Regions from separate parts of the Homo sapiens genome. Here region 2 is linked to region 1. A link is a loop called in an ENCODE intact Hi-C map of the cell type or tissue named here. Cell type or tissue: heart left ventricle. All regions are shown on one strand. Links, peaks and the distances in the headings refer to the core of each region. The heading gives the core; the rest is flanking DNA. Region 1 overlaps LOC105377940 (a long non-coding RNA gene). Region 2 overlaps AMD1 (adenosylmethionine decarboxylase 1).

Region 1 (2,812 bases), core at 36-2,535:
GCCTTTCTCTTCCATCTTCCCCGGGCCAGCGAGGCACTGAGTCCTTTGCTTCTTTCTCACTTCATGCACCTCTGCCCTTCTTTCTCGAGCTGGCTTGCCCAAGAGTCCTTATCTGGAACCTCTGGTCTTTGTACCTCCTGGCCTGCCCTCAGCTGCTCCGTTGCCTGGGTCCCAGTGCTTGCCCACCATATTCAGGGGACATCCTGGACTCCTTGGCCACCACCCAGACCCTTCTGTATTCTGCTCCCCCTAATACCTCCTGGTCTCTGCATGAACCTCCCACTCTGACCACACTGCACTGTTGTTTCCTGGACACACGGCACCCACTCCTGCCTCCATGCTCCTGCTTCCTCCACCTGGAATGCCCTCTCTGCTGACCTACCACACACTCCTTTAAGAACGAACTTTCCTTCTTCCCCCATAGAGCCACTTCCACTTGCTCCAGGCCACAGAGTTCTCTCTCCCGTGACAGTTTCCTTCCTGTGCAATAGTATCGCCTCTGGAACTTCCTCACCTGCCACCTGGTGCTGCTACATGTCCACGTATGTATGTACGCTTTCATTCATTCTTTCTTTCTAACATTTGTTCTGAAAAAAATACATCATGTGCCATTATGCACCAGGCTCTAGAATATAAAGATGAGTAAAACCTAGTCCCTGAGTTCTAGACGTCTCCAGGTGTGGTGTGTATGCTGCGTGCCTCCCACTGGCTCTTCCAGATCCAGCCTCTGCTCTGCTCATGCCCTGGGCAAAATGGCCCAAAGCCAAAACAAGCAAACTGGTTCCCCTATAACCAAACCAGACAGCTTGGGGCCTGGCAGTGCCAGGGGAGAGCTGGCATGAGCAGGGCAGAGGCTGACTCGTATGGCGCCATCCACAGGCCCCATTGCCCTCTGGCTTCTGGTGGGCTGTGGCTAGGGAGCCCCCCCCAGGAGAGCAGAGGTTGAAGCTGCAGGGGCTGGATTCCCCTGCACCTCGCTGTGGGGTCACCCTGTCGGCTGTGTCACGATTCCTGTTAGTTCCCACTCTGCTGTCTCTGGATCTAGTGCCTGTTCCCTTCACCCTCAGGCCAGGGGTGGAGCCCTCCCCCCAGCCCCCAACCCCATACCCTGCTCACACCTTTGCAAATAGCGTCTTTACTAAACTCTCCCAAGTGTCTATATGTGCCATTTCCTTTCCGCCCAGCACCCTGAGTGAAAGTGTTTTGAAACCAGGGAGAAGCTGGAGGACAGAGGCACATAAGGTGCCGAGGACAGGAGAGACTGCACACTCTTTGTAGCTTTCACACAACCAGAGTCCAGTGCACAGAGTGCGTACTCATGTCTACAAAAGACACTTCACTCTTCTTAATTCAACCCATATCCCACTCTAGTGCCCATGTGGATCTTTTTATCATTGCAGGATGACCAAAGTCATTAAAACTTCGTAAAAAGCCTGCTTTAGTGAAGAGCTTCTGGCGACGGCCTTTGAATCTGTGCCCCTGAGGGCTCCAGGGCAGGACTCCAACTGGTGGTGTAAGACTTGCTGTCCTGATGTGGGTGGCAGTTGCTAGAAGAGGGACTGTTTCATTTCATTAGCAGTGAAGTGTGCTGTCAGCCGGCAGTGATAGCCATGGGACAAGATGCAACCCAATCTGACTCTGAAACATCCTGTCCTAGCCACCGCTGAGCTCTTCCCCCTTAGGGGGTCGCCAGAAGAGTATTGATTGGACAAGGAGAGAGAGCCCTCTTGAAGAGGAATGGTGCTAAAGTCAACCTGAAGCCTTCTGAAAATTCAGCGGCCCTAGAACTGCCCCAAATGCTATTTACTGCAAAGCAGAATTCTGTATCCAGAGGGGTTGTCCTGGACTCCACTCAAGAGGTTTAGCTTTTAAAGAGCCTAAAGGATTCCTGGCTTATCTGTTGGGTGAGTGTGAGAGTCAGATCCCAAAGGATTATATGATATGATGGATGATTTAGCACGCTGCTTCACAGGAATTTAACAGAAATATAAGATTGCTCAGCTGGAGCAGAATTGTCTAAGAGACAAACCTTTTTAAAACCCCACTAATGTATAACCTCAAGCCACAACTGGATTCAATTACTGCGTGGAAAGAAAGGCATTTTCTTATAAAGCCACTCTGTTTCCGTGCCTGGCTGTGAGCTGGGTCAGCCATGACAAAGATAAGCTTGTGTGTTGTTTTTGGTTGTTTTTCCTTTCAAGCTCTTCCCCTGGCACTGCCAGGCCCCAGGCTGTTTGGATCGGTTGTGTGGAGGCCAGTTTACTTGTTTTGGCTTTCAGCCTTTCTGTTCAGCATTGATGATAGAAGAGTGGGCCTGTGTCCTGCGTGGCCAGTGATGGGCTATCAGCATGGCTTGGTGGTGGCACCATGCCCAGGTGCCCCTTAGGAGGCACACAATGTTTAGAAGCCACACAGTTTGTGAGGAAGGTGAACATTCTAAGGAAGGAGACTGGCAGAGATTGTAGGGGACTCGAGAGGGGTCTGGGCACAGAAGGGTCTGCGTATTGACATTCTCAAATATTAATACAAATACCTAACATGTGGAGTGCTTACTCTCTCTAGGCCCTGTCCTAACAGCTTTACATATATTACTTCATTTAAACCTCCCAACAATCCTGTGAAGTAAATGTTATTATTATATCCACTTTACAGACGAGGAAATTGAGGAACAGAAGGGTACATAGTTTGCCCAAGGTCACACAGTAAGTAGCTGAGGGCCCACGTGCTTGATCACTCCATTGTCAAAGAGTATGGGACAGAAACTTTAAAACCATGACATGTGCATTTATGCAGACACTAAATATTTTTACAG
Region 2 (2,812 bases), core at 33-2,532, 340 kb before region 1:
ACAAAATTAAGTTGGACTTTTACCTTACATCATAAACAAAAATTAACTCAAAATGGATCAACAACCTAAACATTAACAGCGAATAAAACTCCTAGAAGAATACATAGGGTAAATGCTTCAGGGCATTACATTTGGCAATGATTTCTTGGATATGACATACAATAAAATCAAAAACAGACAAATGGAACTTGAAAACCTAAAATGTAAACATTTCTATACATCAAAAGAAACGAGTGAAAAGACAACCTACAGAATAAAATACTTGCAAGTCACCTCATAAGGGGTCAATATCCAAAGCAAAAGACACACCTACACACAACTCAACAAAAAGTGATTAAAAAATGGACAAAGGGACCAGGGGCGATGGCTCAATCACTTGAAGTCAGGAGTTCAAGACCAGCCTAGCCAACATGGCGAAACCCTGTCTTTTACTAAAAATACAAAAATTAGCCAGGCATCGTGGTGCATACCTGTAGTACCCACTATTAGGGAGGCTGAGGCAGGAGAATCATTTGAACCTGGGAGGCGGAGGTTGCAGTGAGCTGAGATGGCACCACTGCACTCGAACCTGGGTGACTGAGACTGTCCAAAAAAAAAAAAGACCAAGAACTTAAATACAGAAGGATCCCATTAGTGCAGGGTTATGCTCTAATCACCTGAAAACTCAATACATAGATGCTATTCCCATACCCAGTTAGGTCAGACACTTTCTGAGGATGATGCCTGCAAATTTTTATTTGAAAAGCTTCCAGGTCATTAGATTACTCATTACTTCCTAATGTAAAACCAGCTGGTTTCAGAGTTCAGGTAATTTATCCAAAGTCACTGCAGCTTCTCAATTCTGCTCTTACCTCATATTTTTAGGTCTGTTTTAGAGGCTCTCATTACAGTACATTCATCAGGGTGCCTCTACCCCAGGTAGTAAGCAGTCTTTAGGTAAAAGGCATCCTAAAACCAGATCATTCTTGAGTAAAGCTAGACTGACCAGAAGTTAGATTCTGAGGGTGCCTTCCTGCGGCAGTGAATTCAGATAACCTGAGAAATAAGCCTCCTCCCTTTTGTTCAAAGATATGAACCTATTATCATCACATTATTGTTTCTCTATCTCAAATTTTTACCCCAAATCGGGATACTCCTCTCAGTTTTCTGCTACTTTCAACATGTGCTTCTTAAAGATACATGGTTTGTAAACAACAGTTGAAATATTTTCGTTGTTGTTGAGAGGGTTTCACTCTGCCACCAGATGGAGCGCACTGGTGCAATCTCATTTCGCTGCAGCCTCGATCCCCCAATGGCTCAAAAAAATCCTCCCACCTCAGCTTCCCGAGTGGCTGGGATGCAGACACGCACCAGGATGGACCAGCACGCACAGATAATTTTTCAATTTTTTTTGTAGAGTCAGGATTTCACTATGTTGCCCAGACTGGGCTCTCAAACTCCTTGGTCTCTCAGAGTGCTGGGATTAGACATGAGCCACCAAGCCCAGCCATGAAACCTTTTTGAAACTGCTGGGAGGAATGTAACGAGAAGCTTTATTCTTTAGCAGGAAGCATTTCTACTCTGAAACATTACACTAAAAGGTTTTTTGGCAACGGGTTGTAAATTCCTTCAATGTAAATTATTGATATTGCAATAATGCTGCATAATGATGTAGTCAAATAAGTCATGAGTTTGGGGAAAGTTAAGCTGAGGTATGACTATCTTTACAACTGCCCCAATCCTTTACTAAAAATTATGTTTTAGTTTATAAAATCTGAGTAAAGCACAGTAATAGGATTTCCAGTCCTGAAAAATCATTCTTTTCTCAGCAAAATTTTCTATTTTCTAACAGATTTCCTTCTTACTACTCTCACCCTCCCTAAAGCTGCCATGTCTTATAAAAAGCTTTTGTTTGTTACAGCACTTTGATCCAACAACTAAACCATTTTTTAAATGGTCACTGATTTTTATTCAACATCCGTAAAATCTGAAAAATCAGAGAAAACTGCAGGTTACCCCTAAGAAACCGCCTCTCCCTTAATTGTCCTTTATTCATCTGGATATACCTGGACTGCTGCTTTTCTCCAACAGTATTGTTTAACCCAAGCTATATCATAAAAGATTTTTCTTTGTTAAATTTCTCAGTATTACATAATTTGTTCACTTAAGATAAAATATCTTAAATGGTCTACAAGAGGGAAGCAGTGTTTAGTAAAAAGGTGTACATTCAGAAAAGATTCCAAGCATTAAAGCTTGGACTGATGAGCCAAGTTTGTTTAAAGTGTATTCCCTCACACCACACACAAAATCAATTCCAGATGGATTGCAGATCTAAATATGAAAGGTAAATATCGTGTAGGAGAAAAAAATATTTCAGACTTTGGGATGAGAAAACCGAGGGAAGTATGTTGTTTCCCAGAAGAATGCGTGAAAAAAGTTGGATATTTTCTCCCTTGAATTATACAGAACACTCCAGTGAAATCATCTGGGCCTAGATGATTGACTGATTCAAGTTATTTAGGTGTTCTAGGACTGTTTTGGGTTCTCCATTTCTTCTTGCATTAGTTTTGGAAAGCTATTTTTCCAGGATTTTTTTCTCCCTCATATCCTTATCTTGTTATCCTTGTCTTTAGCATCAATACTAATGCTCTCTTTGGACATTTAAGCCTTTCATTCTCTTAATCGTTTTTATGTCCCTATGTTTATTATGCTTTATAAACAGATTTGTTTAATTCCATCTGTTCATCTTTTAACCTACTTTTAGTTTATTCACATCTTAATAGAGCCCAGGAGGTCAAGGCTGCAGTGAGCCATGATCCTGCCACTGCACTCC

The links. Hi-C counts contacts between places; a loop is a spot of excess contacts. Peaks named below come from ENCODE experiments on the same cell type or tissue, not always from the same donor. Only the 100,000 strongest peaks of a DNase experiment are listed, where the experiment ranks them.
Region 2: a loop joins it to region 1, with 3 times the contacts of the local background. A loop is called at or near these places in 16 of 110 quality-filtered maps.

Annotation. Positions count from the first base shown.
Region 1 is chr6:110,541,280-110,544,091 of GRCh38, reverse strand. It overlaps LOC105377940 (a long non-coding RNA gene), which reads left to right. Exons shown (of 7, transcript XR_007059703.1): 4 at 425-542; 5 at 1,401-1,904. Among named protein-coding and RNA genes, the nearest start is that of SLC22A16, 66 kb to the right of the region's middle. In heart left ventricle, for the core only: no CTCF peak of the experiment used is centred there; DNase peaks (open chromatin) are centred at 1,501 and 2,252; H3K27ac peaks cover 2,462 bases.
Region 2 is chr6:110,877,757-110,880,568 of GRCh38, reverse strand. All of the region lies in intron 1 of AMD1 (adenosylmethionine decarboxylase 1), which reads right to left. Among named protein-coding and RNA genes, the nearest start is that of AMD1, 4.4 kb to the right of the region's middle. In heart left ventricle, for the core only: a CTCF peak has its summit at 1,240 (motif pointing right); no DNase peak of the experiment used is centred there; H3K4me3 peaks cover 1,810 bases.